Linked DNA regions of Mus musculus: region 2 is linked to region 1. A link is a loop called in an ENCODE intact Hi-C map of the cell type or tissue named here. Cell type or tissue: gastrocnemius. All regions are shown on one strand. Links, peaks and the distances in the headings refer to the core of each region. The heading gives the core; the rest is flanking DNA. Region 1 holds the start of Gdnf (glial cell line derived neurotrophic factor). Region 2 overlaps Wdr70 (WD repeat domain 70).

Region 1 (8,266 bases), core at 267-8,266:
TGCATCTATCAAAGAAGGAAGCACCCATCACACTCTGTAGACAACAGAGAGCATCCTTGCTTCCCTGCAAGGTGTTGTTGAAAGAGCTGGTTTGCACTAGGTTTAATCTCTCAATCACAGTAAGTTAGAAAGAACAATTTCCCTGCCCACAATAACTTCACTGATAAGCCTCTAAAGTGGCTGATCTTTGACTCTGGGTACTTGTAATAATATGTCATCTTCCCCCCCACATTGCCACACACATTACCCCTATCTATTGTCTCAGCTTCTTCCAGAACACATACTCCCCAACAACTGGATGAGTCATAAGAGGAGAGGGGTGTAGATGTCAATTGAGCCTGTTTATGCTTTCACCTTCTCCGACTAATAAAATTAAGGAGGTCCTACTACATTCAAGCCCGGTCGGTGGCTGCCGGTAAACAGGTTTCCCTAGCAGAGACCTACCTTATTTAGCACATATCAAAGACAGACCGGATTCCATACCTATGTGGATGGGACGTATTTACAGTTCAGCCATATGCAAAGGGTGCAAGAGCCTGTCCTCCTCTTGTCCTCTACAAAGAAGGCTCCTGGCTTCTGGTGTTCAGCTAACCAACAGGAGAAAATGCAGAAAAAGGTCTGTCCTCTCCCCCTTTTTTCAGAGCGCTAGAAGGAAGGCTGAGTCCCTCTCGCTGGAAACTGCACCCAGTCCTTGCTTAGGTTCGCCAAATAACTTTTTCAAAACTCTTGAACAAAGGCAGGTTTATGCCCTACCTTCCCTGACCTCTCCCTGATCAAGTGATCTTACGCCTCTGGAATTGTGATTTTGAATGTATGTGCCTACCCCACGTCTGGTATTGTATTACAACAGCATGGAAATGAAGCCTAGGTCTGAGAAGCCGGCCAACCTCAGAAGCCTTCTTCATTGCCGGCCATGTAATACATGATATGCAAAGCCTCTGACTTCAGCCAGCAGATATTTGGAGACCGTGTTGGCCCTAGCCTGGGGACTAAACTAATGTGTGTTTAGGTCAGAAAGCGAATCAGAAAAGCCACTGGAGGGCACGTCACGCAGTGAGAGCTCTATAAATGCATCCCCACTTGCAGCGTGCCCTGGCAAACACTCTGTTCTCCTCTCTCGGCTGTTCCGCGCTTCTTCTTCTCGGTGCTGGGAAAACTTCTCGGTGCAGGCTGCTTGTCTTCTCGCCCCTGCCTTCTGTCCTGCAGAAAACCGGGAGGGCAGGACACTCGGAGGAGGAAGGACAGCCTTCGAAGGGGACGAGGAAAGCGCCGAGGTAGCCTCCAGCAGGCAGAGCGCCCTCCCTCGGAGCGCCAGACGCTTTTACCAAGTTGCGATTGCCCCCTGGGGCTGCTGTGAGCCGAGCTCAGCGCACGTTCCTGTGGATCTACCCTGCTAGAAAACGCGAGCCCCGCCGCGGTTCCTGCAAGCCCCGTGAAGAGGCTCTCGGAGTCACCCACTCGCACCCCGCACCGGGCTCCCGCAGCTCCGGTGCCTTTTGCCCGGATCTCCGTCCCTCCCCCACACTCAGGCCGCCGTTGCCGCCGGACCCCCTCCCCTCCCCCCTCCCGGTTCGGCGCCCCCCTACTCCCCAATCCCGGCCCTCTGGCCCGGGCTCTCCACGGCCAGCCTGCGCTCCTGGCGCCCTCATGTCTTCAAGGGACTGCCAGCGCGGTTTGACGTGGTGTCTCGTTCGGATCTCCAGGCAAGACCTCGGCAGCATCAGACAGGCCCGCCTCGCACTCGCAGCCACCGCGCCCCGAGGAGGTGCAGAGTGAGGCGACCGCCTCGGAGCCACCCGCAGCGCCCGGGGCCCCGTGCTGCTCCAGCCCAGAGCGAGCGCCGCGCGCGCAGCCGTGCCACTCCTCAGCCAAGGCAGGGGCGGCTGCTCAGACTTAGTCTTCTTGGGGTCCAGGAGGCCGGTGTGCGAGGTGTCGGCAGCCTTCGCCCTCCTCGCGGCGGCGGCGGCGGCGGCTGGCACGGTGGCCGCCGCCTCCTGCGTGTCCTCGCTGCCCGGCGCGACCCCTGGATTGCGTGCTCTTGCTCCCGACCTTCTGGGCGGGGCCCCGCGCTCCTGCCCGAGGTCCGGATGGGTCTCCTGGATGGGATTCGGGCCACTTGGAGTTAATGTCCAACTGGGGGTCTACGGAGACCGGATCCGAGGTAAGAGAGGGAAACGTGCTGGAGGGGACAGGGCGGGCGGCGGTTGCGTCGTCTGAAGGCAGAAGGGCGCGGCTGGACCCCAAGCGGGCGACCGAGTGTAAAGTAGGAAGGCTAGGAACCGGAGGGAGGCTAGACTTGCGGAGGATAGGTTGTCTTTTCCGCTTGAACAAAAAAAGTACAGACAGAGACCCTGGTGTCCTGGAACCCTGAAAAGCCAGAGAAGGGTAATTCCCCTACCTCGCTCTGTACAGTCCTGGAACCCAGCGTGCGAGACTTGGCTAGCTACTAACCCACCGCAGCCAGCGTCTTTTCCAGAGTGCAACTGCAGCGTTATCATAGCTCGGAATGTTACTTACTGTTGAGCTTGTTTGGGTCTGTTCTGGGAGAAAGCTAAGCCCTGGGAAGGAGGGCTGCAAAGGTGCTGTGAACCTAAAAATAGAGGGCTCGCCTCCTCTAGAGAGATTTTGCAAAGCGGAATTCCTCCCCTCCTCTGGCCTTTTGCTTCAACTTTGTAAATGCCCTTATGCGGGGTCGAGATTAGGGAAGTAGCTCCTTACAGCGAGCGCCTCGGCCTTAGGATTCTGTCTGGAAAGACTCTTAGGAACCCTCCAGGTCCCCGCCAGGCCTTGGGGTGATTGTTTTAATTACCTCTTCCTCTTCTCTTTGGCACTCTGTGTCTCTTCCCCCAACACCCCCTCACCCCCACCCACACACTACTTTGTACCACTTCAAGGCAGATTTTGAATGGGGATGGTTTCCAGCCCCACGCAGGGAAAAGGAACCCATGAATCGGGAGTAGGAAGGCACTTTAACAGGTTCCTCCCTGCTTGCAATCTTGCCTGTAGCAGAATCTGCCTGCAGGGCGGATGGGTACACCACGGGAAGCTTGTCTAACTTAGCCCTGAGTTCGCCAAGTTTGTGCTCTTTGACCGGGATAAAGGCAACTCTGCCAGTTCCTTTAGGGAATATGTTAGAGAGCGCTCGACTCACGCTTCCTCGGTGTTTTGAATACGTGTTTAAGATGCAACTAGCCCAGTAATTATGCTCCTCCTCTCTCCAAACCTCCAAAGACGGATTCGCAGTTTCTTTCTTGCCCTGACCATGCCCTCCCTCTCTCTGAGCTTTGGTGGGGGAGGTGTCTTTTAAACAAGTGACAAGTGTGTAGTGTCCGGTTAGCCCGCGGCGTTTCTAGCCCGCATCTGCACGAGATTCTTGTGCTCTGGGGCCTAGAACTCTACCTTGGCTCCTCTAATAAACAGAACCACCCCTGGCTTTTTTCCCCGGGAAGCATCCCATATTTTCTCCCTTTCTCCATCTTGGGCTGGCCACTTATAGGGCAGTGGTAAGAGAATGCGTCCTCAGTCAAGGACACTGAGCACAGTGAATACAAGCAACAGATCTTTTAGTAATTTCTGCCCAGACCCTACAGGAAACACCCGAATTTATAGTAAACTCTCCTCCCAGGCCACCAGGTCTTGAAAGCAAATCCCAGACAAACTTTCCAGCCTGCTAGCCCCAAAATGTGCGGGGGGGGGGGGGGCACTGGTGGCAGGGAGCGGCCACCCACTGCAGAGTTTTCTAGGTGATAGAGGATTAGGGGGTCTAAAAGTAGGTTGCCAACCACCTCAGGTGAAATGAGGAGACAGGATATGGGGAAAGAGAATCAAAGAATAGAAACCCGAAAAGTGAGGATTCACATAAGGACGTCTATAGGTCCCTGCACTAGTATGGGGATATGTGGTAGAAACATTGGTTCTTCTACTGTTTTATATTTTTAAATGACAATCCAGCCTACCCGCCGCGGGAAGACAAGGCCCGAGCGGTTTCTAGTGCCCCCTGGTGCCGGGAACTCAGAATTGGTGAGCGGCGATTTGGCAGTCCCTACCGCGGCTTTTCTGAGCATCCTTCAGCCCCCGTCCTAGGTCCCACCTGGTGCCCAAATGCACAGAGCGATCCCTCTGCCCCGCTGGGATGAGTTGATCCCAGATGCAGAGTAGAACCGGCTTTCCAAGTCCGAGAGAGAATGGGGTTCACTTAGCAGAGTCAACCTCGGAGTAAAAGCTTGGTACCCCGCGCGGGCCGGTGCCTTAAGCACGCGCAGCAAAGGCCACGCGCGGCGGGAACTGGTCTGGCCAACGCTTCAGGGTAGAAATCGGTAAAAAGAAAAGTAGGGATGCGGGGCGGGGCCCAGATGGACTCCTTGGAAGAGCATCCAGGGAGATGCACACCCCATCCCCACCCGGGTGTTGGGGGGGAGCAAGTGCCACCAATTAAAGAGCGGCTCAGAGAGGAGCGAAGAGCGGGTCCCGCGTCTCTCAGAGAAGAGTGTTCCTGCACCTCCTCGGGATTGGGGGCGGGGTGCTTTCGGGAAGCCCGATGCTGCCCGCTTACAATAAGATGGAGAGTCTCCTTTGGCGAGGCAGAGAGTGAATGTTTCAAGTGTTTTCCTCCTTTGCCAGCGTCGCCTCGCTTCTGATCGAGGCTCGCCATGTCCAATTTTAAAAGCTTTCCGTGAGCCAAACTGAGATAGATAAATAAATAAATAAATAAATAAATAGGAAAACCCTCTTAATGCGGAAGGGAAATCTGGTGCCTCCGCCGCTTCCTGCCGACCGGCACGGCGATCCAGGACCGCGCCTTAACCCCGCGCCTCCCTGCCGCTCGGGACTGCCAGCCATTTCGCACGCACCCGAGAGCTGGCAAAGCTAGCACCCCGGAGGCCTTGCCTTCCCCCCCCCCCCCCGCTCCCCGCTCGCGAAGCGCCTCTCTGCACTGCTGCGTGAGGGGCGGGAGCCAGGGGAGTCTTTTTTTTTCCCCCTCCTCTGGGGTGTTCGAGCCAGCCCGCGCAGCCGGAACCCCGGAGCTGTGTGGTTCCGTCGCTTCCCAATCTCCGAACCCAACAGCTGCGGAGAAAACAGACGCCCAAGGGATGGAAAATGAATTCGTCTCCGCAGCAGTGGGAGGTGGCAGCCGAATTAAATGCTTTCCTAGTGGCCTTATCTAGGGACCTAGACTGGAATTCTGGGTGGAGATTGTGAGGGGCGGGAGGGATGTACCCCGGAAAGGAGAGAGAAGCAAAAGCCTGGAGACTAATAGGAAAGGTGCAGGGAGGTGTGTGTGTGTGTGTGTGTGTGTGTGTGTGTGTGTGTACCTGAAAACTGATTTGCCCTCCCCCATTAAAAATGTCAAGACTGTTTTCTCAAAATGCATGATTTACCTGATTTGAGAATGCTCCCCAGCCAATTCCCCATGCTGGAACAACGGGACTTGTGAGTGACAGAGTACCACCATACCCGAAGTGATTCAATCTCTCTTCCCCCGTCTCTTTGGATGGGACTTTTCGCCAAGTGAACATAGCCTTCTTTATTAGCAAGCTCACCCCAGACTGCAAGGCCTTCTTCCTTTCTAGAGATGTGAGGTCTTAAGAGTCCAAAGGACTCGGTGTTCAGGACTCTTACTACGGTCCTGGGTCCTGGAGTAGCTAGGGGAACCGAAAGATAGCATCTCTGCTGAGAGGGACAGAATTAGGACCAAAACTTCACAAAGCTGCAAAACTAAAATCAAGGGCGTGTTCGGGTATACCACGGAGGGCTTTAAATGTCAAGATAGATCCAGTCGCCGCCTACTAACAGTGGTAAAACATTTATTGGGCACTTTCTGGACTTGTTCGTGAGTTAATGATCCTAAGAAGTGGAACTGGTATTTTAAGCCAAACCGATGCTTCCGAAGTTAAGTGACTTAACTTGGCACTTTTATGCAGGCCAGAGTCTGCAAAGTCACATGAACTTGTTCTGGTGACATTTTTTTCTTTCACTTAGCCAGGATGTTTAAAAGGTAGACAGAGGGAGGGCAAGTGTTTCCACCAAGCCTGAGCCTACACCCTGCCTAGTTAGAAGAAAGGTCCAGCCTGGGACAGATAGGTGAGCTTGATTTTAGTCCCAGAGGTAAAAAGCCTGTTGTTTGCATCAGCGAAAGGATGGCTTCCAGAGCTCACATATGGGAGTTGCTGGGGAGGGGAAGGGTGGTCTCTGTCTGTCGAGGGCCGGGCAAAGGTAGCCAGATGGGGGCTACCCCGTGCGCCCCCGCCCCCCGGGAATATGGGATGTCGCGCGAGCCAGTAGAAGCAACGGGCCCGGAGTTGTGGTATAAATTTATGTCCATAATCTGACCTCTGGAAGTTGGAGGCTGGAGGACCGAAGAGTGGTCAGCAGTGCACCCGTTGGGAATGCGAGCTGCACCTGGGGTGTACCAGGGATGAAGGAAGATGGGCGGGCAGTAAACCAGAACAAGGGCGGGGTGCTTAGGGAAGCACCGATCAAAAGCAGTGCGGGCGGAGAGGCTGTGAGTTGGGAGCAGGTTGGGGGGGGGGGCAGGGAAGTGGTGAAGAGGCTGCCCTGCAGTCAGCACCAGGGTCCTGGGCGTCTGAGCCTAACTTGCCTGGTGCGGTTCTCTTCCCCGCTGCCCGCCCGCGCAGGTGCCGCCGCCGGACGGGACTCTAAGATGAAGTTATGGGATGTCGTGGCTGTCTGCCTGGTGTTGCTCCACACCGCGTCTGCCTTCCCGCTGCCCGCCGGTAAGAGGCTTCTCGAAGCGCCCGCTGAAGACCACTCCCTCGGCCACCGCCGCGTGCCCTTCGCGCTGACCAGTGACTGTAAGAACCGTTCCCTCCCCGGGGGCATCATCCGGCGGACCCCAGGGCACCCTACCGCAGCATGCACGCACGCAGTCACCCGGGCCAGCCGGGAAGGTTGTGCGCCTCTCCACTAAGTGGGAAGGGCTGGGAGGCCCTTAAGGGTACTCAGCTGCATGCCGCTGCCCAAGGGTTTCCAGGCGCCTTGCAAATACAGAGGATGTGGAATAGTGTCCCTTTATCATTCTCATCAACAAATATCCCACTATCGCCACCATCACAACCACAACCAGGGCACACACACATTGCCCCCAACCCCTTACTTCCCTGCCCCTCTAAGAATACACAGCAGGATCTTTCTTTTAAGGCTATTTTACTGTGCCTTGCTAAAACCCTCTTGCATTTTCATCCTGAACTGCACTTGCAAGGAGTTTTGTGAGAAAGGCCAGCCAGAGAGAAAACACAGAAGGACCTCCATTTCCAGAGCTAGCATCTGCCTAGTGTCAATTCTGTTCAGAAGAGTTCTGCTATAGGAAGAGTCCAGGGTGACTAGTGCAAAGTGGACTGAAAGGGAGAAACGTTCAGAATGCACAGTGCTAACTCAAAAACAACAACCACAACAAACGCAGGGTACTCTTAAAACAAGTCTGTGATTTACTGCTCCAAAGCTAATGCCTTCTAGAAGCGAGCAATTACAACCTATCCTCCAGTCCTCAGAAGTCCATACGGGTAAAGTCAGATAGACAGGAAAGGAGTTACAGAGAAAATGAAAGTATCTAGGTTAAAAGGTGGCAACAGAAAAGTTGATACAATCTCAAAATACTCAGCGGCCACCCACCTCACCCCTTAGAACGAGTGGCTTTGAAGGTTTGCATTTGAAGTGCCCTGTGGTTATGACCACCAGGGAAAGCTTGAGTCAGCCCAGGACGTACAGAAACCCTTGGCCCTGGACAAGAAAACAGGCAGAATGTGGCAAGTGTTTCATTTCAACAACAAAAATGGCTTCTTGTATAAGGGTCAAAAAGGGGCGGGGGGGATAGAATTTTATAAGGATTTTGGGAGTGATTTGTGGTTTAAAAGGAACGTAGTTGGTCCCTTGAAATTCAGACCCAGACCTGTCAATTAAACTCATCTTTAAAGAGCCTCACTTCAATCCCAAGCTTAGGGCGTACAAATATTTCTCTGATTGAAATTCTAAATGCCCTCTGTTGTTGTCTTCATTTAACCATTGCAAAAGGGCAAACCAAAGGGACAGGGGCAGAGTGGCAGATAATAATAGTTCTCAAATTCAGGTATCAGTGGAGAGAACTCTGACTGTTTGATTGCATTCTGATTAATTCATGGGGGTTTAATTGCTATATTAGTATCCTGTCTACCGGGGCTTGCTTCCCACTAATTCTTCCAAGTTAATGGCTTTAGAACTCAGTGTGAACAGTTTACAGCTCCACGGAAGGAATGCCTTTCTTCTCCCACGT
Region 2 (8,328 bases), core at 145-8,144, 230 kb after region 1:
GTGGGGGGTTGGGGAGAGGGTATGGGGGTCTTTTGGGATAGCATTGGAAATGTAATTGAGGAAAATACATAATAAAAATATTAAAAAAAAAGTCAAGTCACCACTGCAGTTTTAGTATAAAATTAATATTTAAATTGTATTCAAATGTTTGGAAAATTACCAAATGTTCAGGGTCCATTAATAATCTACCAATAAACAAAAGATTGTGATCCTACCCTGTAGACAGGCATCTCTACAGGTTCAACATGGGACAATCTGAAAACACATTATGTCGGCTGAATCTAATAATTCACCCACAGCAATTAAAATAGATTATAGCCAATTTTCCTCATTCGTGTGTTATCATCTTGGTATGCTGAATAAGCATTTAAATGGGCTCCGAAAAGTCTCTGGTCATACTTTCAACCGATCAATACATAATTTATTTGATATGTGTCTGTGTTTAAGGACACCTTGTTTAATTTATATTGCTGATTCATTAACATTGGGTTCATAGTCAATGGCAATTTAGCTTGTACCTCAATATAGCTTGACTGACACAAGCATTGTCTTTATAATACATACCACAGACTTGTGCTGGAGAACACCAGACAGCACCGTAGCCCTTTCAACGTCATGTCAGGGAGTCATTTAAAATACCAAAGTCATCAACAAAAGACATTTAAGAACCCTGACTAAAATCCAAGTTCTGAGACAGGAAATAAAAGATAGTGCTATCTTGTTCAGAGTCACATTTTCGCTGCTCTTTGTAAACACACATTCACATATAGCCAGGAAGGTGCAATGTGTATGAATCTGGGGTTATAAAAAGTTTAAGTATATAGGTGAGTTCACAAATACAGAACTCAAAATTACACTATGAAGTATATTATACTAAACAATTTCCAGCATGTTGGAAGAAGGCTCAATCTACAAGCAGATGACAGAGGGAAGGTGACTCAGAGTGAGAGCAGGCACATGAGGGGCAGGGCCTGAGGGAGAAAGGAGACAAAGAGGCCACGGGCTTGTACAGCAACTGTGACCATCTGAGGGAGGCCTGGTGACACTATCCTACCTAAAACCTCCCAAACAATCCACACAACTGTGAGAAGCAGCAAAGTAGCACTCACTTAACATACTAACTTTCAGGAGAAATTACTACATGACAACTGAAACTACTTGTTAGTAAATGTGCTGACCAGATAGGATAGGGTGCTGTAACCCCACACTCAGAAAACTGAGGCAGGCCCAGAATGGAGGAGAAGGAATAGGAGAAAGAAGTGGAAGAGGAGGAAGAAGAGGAGGAGAAGGAAAAAGAGGGAAGGAAGACGGGATGGTCAGTGAAGCAAGAGGAGAGAGAAAGGAGTGTAGAAGGGGAGGGAGGGAGAGGGGAGAGAGGGAGGGAGTGCATGAGGGGTGGAGCAGAGGAAGAAGGAGAGGGAGAAAGTGAGAGAATGGAATGAGGAGGGACGGCAGAGGGAGAGAAAAGGAGCCCTGAACTCAAATCCATTAAACACCGTCCATACTTACCTTGGTGTTGGCCATGTCTACGATATACTGGTCTCCCTTTATACACTCCATGACTTCAAAACCATCTCTGTCAATAACCTTGGCCTGTGAGCTTCCAGAAACAACAAGAATCATGTCTCCTGTGTTACTGTACTGTAACGACTTGATCTGATGGCTATAAGAAAGAAAAACAAAACAGTCTAATGAAACAGAGGGGTTTTTTAATACTTTTGCTACATTTAGCATAGTCAGTAAAAAATGTTATACAAGTGTAAAATTAATAATTCCAAAAAGCACAAAATCATCCCCCCATGTCCCACAGTAATTTACCAAAACCTCCTAAAACTTACACTTTCAATCCAACCAACTCATGAATATCCTGGCTCTTTTCCAATAAACTTATCTGCATAATTTTTAAAGCTGTATCTTATTTGTTAACTACAACATTTTAAAAAAGAAAAAGAAAAAAGAAATGAGGGTACCTTGCTGGCTGCCAAGCCTGAGGACCTGAGTTCATCCTAGGACCCAAGTTGATAAAAGACAGAACCAACTAGTAGCAATTTGTCCTCTGACCTCTGTGCATGTCATGGAATGTGTGGGCATGCATGCACACACACACACACACACACACACACACACAAAGTAAATGTAATAAAAAAAATTTAAAAAGAGCAACCTTGATGTCCTGAGAAGAGGTGACAACCACAGGAAGTCTAGACACTGACAAATGACACAAACAAGAGTCCCCAAGGTCAACTGACCCTGCCCACTACTGAGAACAAGCAACTCCGTCACCTCACTTTTGCTTACTGCTGTGATTCCTGGTTTAGAAATCACTGTACTGGGTGTTAGCAGTGGTTTTACTTTTTGTAGCTTTTGCATTTTGTATCTAGTTATTTAAACTCTGTGCACGTGTGCAGAAGAGGACCATATGGAGGTGGGAAACAACTTTCAGAAGCCAGCTCTATCCTTTGAAGACAGGTTCTAGGATTCGCAGCCAGGTTGTCAGGGTGGTTGAGCATTTACCATGGAGCATTGCTATTGGCCCTTATTATACTTTTAAACCTAGATGCCTTTATTTGGTTTTTCCCTTTTGTTCATTCACTGTTTCTCGATGCAGCCCTGGCTGGCCTGGAACTCGCTTTACAGACCAGGCTGGCTTCAAGCTCTTAGAGATCCACCTGCCTCTGCCTCCCAAATACTGGGATTAAAGGCGTGAGAAATTTTTTTTTCTTTCCCTCAGTTTCTTTCTGTTCTTTCCTTTTCCTTTGTCTCTTTCTTTCTTCCCCCTGCCCACTGAAGGCCTACCACTAATGGGGAAATTGCTATCAGAACCAGAGCCACCTCTCTCGATCCAGTGAGAGGCACAGCCATGCCCTTTCAGAGAAGGCCTGGATCTCAACCCAGGGCTCCTCCTCGAATGTTGTCCGTCAGCCCCAGAGACAGAGGATGCTGCTTGTGTGCTTGCATAGTCTTTACATAGCTTCTAGTAGAGTCAGCAATCTTATTAAAGTGTTTCTGATCAAATTACATCACATTTCTACACTCTAGTAAGACTCTGACAGATCAAATTTTAGGCAATCAATCAGGAACTGAGAAAATTAGAGTCTATTTAGACCAATTGTGGTTTTATACATAAAACACATCAAATCTTTGATAATTAAACAGTTGAGACTGCTCAACAAAGGTCTTTTAGTAAGACTGTGAGAACTTGCTAGCGTGTAAGACAGACCTCTGTTACTAGCACTCCCATTGGGAAGTGTTAATTTTCTTCAATCAAGCCTAAGAGATCTGGTCCTATGCATTATCACTGTTTTCTGGTGATTGATTTTTGTTTTCAAAGGGAAGTTAAAAATCTTAAAAATAGCAAACTTTAAGGAGAGGGAGTAGAAGCAGGCAGGGGTCCCATCTCTCTGGAACCACTCTACCAACACTGTTTATATTCAGAGGGAGACCTACATCTTCAGCAACCCACATGGGTACTGCTTTGCTTTTCGGCTAGGAAGAAAAACGTTAGCATTTTCGTGTGCTCTCTGTAGTCCACTTTGCCAGTGCTCAAATGAGAATGTTCAGTTCCAACCTCATCATTCCTGTCCCACTTTGCTCTTAATTCTGCTGGCCACAGAGTTAAAAGGACGGGATTAGGAGTCATTAGACACAGTACTGAGGAGAATGAAAGGGCTTGTCCAAGGGGTAGTACATCTGCTCTTCAAATTCCTGCCTATACTACTAAGATTCTGATCAAAGAGGGAACAGAGAAAGCCAATCTGACAGTAAAGTGGAGTCATGAGGAAGTGAGTGTTCTCAGGGAGGCACTCTGACACCAGATGATGGCTTAGTAGCATTGCACAACTCCTTCTGTGAAGTTATTCACAGGGCAAAGGGGGAGACTACGAGAGTGAGGGGAGTGGGGAGGTGAAGACTGAGGATCCTGTAAGTACCTTTTGCTTAGCTAGCAAAACAAGCTGGGACATGCAAGACAGATAAACACAGCTGTCCAGGGCCGTCACTTGGGGCTCATGAGCCAAGGTGTCCGGCTGTAGTGAAAAGTGCACCGGAATGTGAGTCAGAAATCTAGAGATCCAAACCCTCGCTCTGCTAACTGGCTGTATGAGGATGAGCAAGCCCTTCTGCTCCCCGCTGTCTTATATTACAGAAAACCCGCACACAGGAACAGTAGCAAGACTAGACAGAGATGTTCCTGGGCCACAGCATGCTCATGCTACCTGGGTCATTCTGCTGAGTCCCGGCTTCCTCCATTGAATAAGGAGAATAATACTTAACTCACAGGATTGGGATAAGTTGTAAAAACAGTATTACACAGTGGGGCTGGAGAGCTGCCTCAGTGCTTAAAGGCACTCTCTGATCTTCCAGAAGACCTGGGTTCACTTCTCAGCATCTGCATGGCTTCTTACAACCATCTGTGATGCCAATTCTAGGGGACACAATGCCCTCATCTGGCCTCTGCAAGCATTGCGTGCATGTGGGGCACATGCAGATAAAACACCCAACTATAAGAAATCAAACCAACAGTGTCAACTAACCCAGACGCCTGGGAGCTCCCAGAGACTAAGCCACCAACCAAAGAGCAGACGTGGGCTGCTCTGAAGCCCCCGGCACATTTGTAGCAGATGAATGTCTTATCTGGCCTCGTGGGAGAAGGATGCACCTAATCCTCTAGAGACTTGATGCCCCAGGGAAGCACCCTCTCAGAGGAGAAGGAGGGGCGTGAATAACTCTGGAAGGGGGGACTGGGGCAGCAACATTTGGAATGTAAATAAATAAAATAATAAATAAATAAATAAATAAATGTTGAGAATAAAACTTAACTTATAGATTGAAATAATATTATACATCAGAACTGGAGAAATGGCCAAAGGTTAAGAGCACTTGTTTACTCTTGAATAAGACATGGTTCCCAGCAACTACATCCATAAGTGCAGTTCCAGGGGATTTGACACTCTCATTGGCCTCAAAAACACACTTGATTCATATACACACATGCAAGCAAACACCTATATACTAACGTAACATTTATTCAAAATTAAATAATAATAATAATATGCATAAAGATACCCACTAGAGACCTTGAAACAAGTAGTTACTAGTATTACTTCTTAATTTCCAAAGAATAAGATCATACTTATATTTATAGTTATCATTTGATCATCCCTCGATTCCCAGGAAGAACTAACTCAAGGGACACTGCAGTTAGCAAAATCTACAGGTGCTCAGGTCTCTCAGGCAAGCTTGTCCAATACTTTGTCTTAATCTGCAGTTGACTAACTCTGTGGATATGGAACCTGTAGGCAGAGGGCTATGGACCCAACATGTATAATGCAGTGCCGGGAACAGGCCAAGGAAGTGAGTGGGGTGTGGTGCGACCCACTATTTCTATAGGACCTATTTCTATAGGATGGTGTCAGAAAACACCAGTTACTCCAAGCTAGATTACCTTCAGCTGCTTCAAGGAACTCTAAAGAACAGATTCACAGCACAAAAAGAAAGGGTTCTAATTGCAGGCCAAAGTCCAACTGCCATATTCAACTGTTGTTAGCTAAAAGAGATCTTACTGCATCTTCATTCAACTTCTAACTGGCAAAAAAGAAGGACTGGTCATTATGTACTGAGTGCTAGAATCAGGGGCTGGAATAATGACTCAATTCAGTTAAGACAGTGAAACTAAATGAAACATACACCCCCCCCCATATTTCACTTTTGAAGAATGCACGAGAGGCTGAGAGATGGTTCTGCAGTTAAGAATGCATGTTCCTCCCCACAGCCATGTGAAGCAGTTCACAACTGCCTGCAGCTCGGCTCCACGATGTCTGACACCCTCTTCTGGCCTCCGTGGGCTCCTACACTCACACCAGTACAACCTGGTAACTGTATTTCCAATATTCACTAGTTATCTGCAGTGACTGTCACAGAGGGTAGGGAACATAAAGAATACTTTCCATAGCACAAGAGGTTCTACTTCTCTGTTGTCTAAATACCAAGAACAGATCACTAGATCACTCACACTGTACGTGTGCTCAGAAGAGGAGATGCAAAACAGAATTAAAGACAGAATGAAAAACCCAGCGACACTGGGCTAGAATGAGAAGCACTGTGTGACTCATATAAGTTACCATCAATAATCTGCCTAAAGCTACTGATATTCCAGGACAACAAACATATTGAGAATCTGTATCTTGGTATTATCCTCAGTTAATAAACTTCATTTCTGAAATTTTAATGTCACTTTTCCATAAATAAAATTTCTAAAATTAGGTTTATTAAAAACGTTTAAGAATCAATAAGACTTTGTCATTTAAACACAGACAGACAGAACAGACAATAAGCTTTTAAATACATATAAAGTCATGTCAAAATAGTATTAAAGGTTTCTAGTGGACAAATCTGGACAATTTACAGAACAAAAAGAATGGCTGCAACTAACAACAAATAACTGAAAGTACAGAAGTCAAAGAAAAAGAAAACCAGAGGTGCCTATACTGTAGTTAATTTTCTATGCTGTGACAAAACACCGTGATCAAGGCAACTTATTTAAAAAAAAAAAAAACCTGCTTAACTGTCCTGGTGGGTCAGAGTCCACGATGTCAGTAAGAGCGCTGGCTCTTTACAAACGCAGAAATCTTATGTGGACATGTTTCTGTTTTGATCCCAGGGGTGGCATATCAGCTGCTTTAGATTCTCCACAAGAGCTCTGTATGATTTGTCTCGTGCTTTGGCAGGGGTGTGATTCTGCCAGGTGAAGAGAGTTTATTTTTGTTTGCAACTCTGGGGACCCTTGAGAGGATATAAAAATGCCAAAGCCACAGGCAGCGGCTGCTCCCCCGTTGCTACTGTTTGTCAAGTGGTCATGCGCAAACAGGGAAGAAGAAATGGGATATCTTGACAATGAAGACTGGACTTGCCCCAGGAACTTGATGCCCTTAGTCAGCAAGTAGTCTAACGAGATCTATGCCCTGCTTTCCCTCTAACCTTTCTCTCCCACCTGGAGTTGGGGGTTGGAAGGGATGGGGGGGTAGAGTCGGGGGAAAGGATGGTAGATATAAGAACCAATAAAGTAGCCTAAATGTATACCAACAACCACCAATATATAAGCCTCAATGAGATCAATAATCTATGTAGCAAACATGAATAGGTAATAAGTTCATCACTTTTTTTTTTTTTTGGTTTTTCGAGACAGGGTTTCTCTGTATAGCCCTGGCTGTCCTGGAACTCACTCTGTAGACCAGGCTGGCCTTGAACTCAGAGATCCACATGCCTCTGCCTCCCAAGTGCTGGGATTAAAGGCATGCGCCACCATACCCAGCAAGTTCATCACTATTATGTATTACATATTACCAAGTTATTTCTCCACAAAGGTCCTGTTAAGTATGTATATACATACATACATACACATATACATACATACATACATACACATATACATACATACATACACACACATATATATATATATATATATATATAAATTCACTTCACAGTGAAGTGATTCCTTCATTAGTATCAGCAATATTCGCTTAATGTAGGAACCTATCAGTACAGTATAAAGCCTAATCAAGTCTTTACTCTTCTCTGACTGTACTGGGGAGGAGACAAAGGAGTAAAAGGATACCACAAGGAGCAGCATGTGCGACGCCCATATATGGGCAGAAACAGAAAAGGCTGCTATCGGACGCACCTTGTCAAGCCTTTTTAGTGCAACGCTAACTGACCATACAGGAAAGTGACATGGACCACTGCTTGGATAAGGACTGAGTGTGTACCATAAACAAAAACACATTATAAGCCAATTGTGGTGGCATGTGTCTTCAATCTCAGCATTCAGGAAGCAAAGGCAGGGGCAATTCTATGAGTTTAAGACCAATCTGATCTACACTGTGAGTTCCAAAGACAGCCAGGACTACATGGAAAGACCGTGTCTCAAAAAAACAACAAAAACACCACATTACCAAGCCTTATTTGCTGGAATATTTTAAAGTAAAGCAAGGAAGGACTGAGTTCTAAATAGATGTATTTTTAAAAACCAAACAACTGGTAGAAAATGCCTTGAAAACAAAGGTCAAGGGCCAGGAGAGGGCTCAGTGGGGAAAGCGGCCTATGGCCAAACCTGAAGCTCTGTGCTAGATCCCCAGGGCCCCTGTGACAAAAGGAGAGAAACAGCTCCTGCAAGCTGCCCTCATTCTTCACGTGTACACTGGCACATGCACCTACACACATAACACATGAACATATACATGGAAATAATAGATGTATATATAGTTTGTATAATGCATAAAAGATGTGTTTTATATGTGTGTCACATATGTATGTGACATACGTGTCAAT

What was found. Peaks named below come from ENCODE experiments on the same cell type or tissue, not always from the same donor. Only the 100,000 strongest peaks of a DNase experiment are listed, where the experiment ranks them.
Region 2: it touches region 1 in a loop (2.0-fold over the local background); 4 of 42 quality-filtered maps call a loop at or near these places.

Annotation. Positions count from the first base shown.
Region 1 is chr15:7,808,954-7,817,219 of GRCm38, forward strand. It overlaps Gdnf (glial cell line derived neurotrophic factor), which reads left to right and starts at 6,597. Exons shown (of 2, transcript NM_001301357.1): 1 at 6,597-6,812. The coding sequence starts at 6,662. In gastrocnemius, for the core only: CTCF peaks have their summits at 1,229 and 3,997 (motif pointing left); DNase peaks (open chromatin) are centred at 1,399, 1,717, 2,120, 4,028 and 5 more places; H3K4me3 peaks cover 4,574 bases; H3K27ac peaks cover 1,107 bases.
Region 2 is chr15:8,034,222-8,042,549 of GRCm38, forward strand. It overlaps Wdr70 (WD repeat domain 70), which reads right to left. Exons shown (of 18, transcript NM_001081402.1): 8 at 1,510-1,663. Among named protein-coding and RNA genes, the nearest start is that of Wdr70, 61 kb to the right of the region's middle. In gastrocnemius, for the core only: CTCF peaks have their summits at 4,460 (motif pointing left) and 5,829 (motif pointing left); no DNase peak of the experiment used is centred there; H3K27ac peaks cover 877 bases.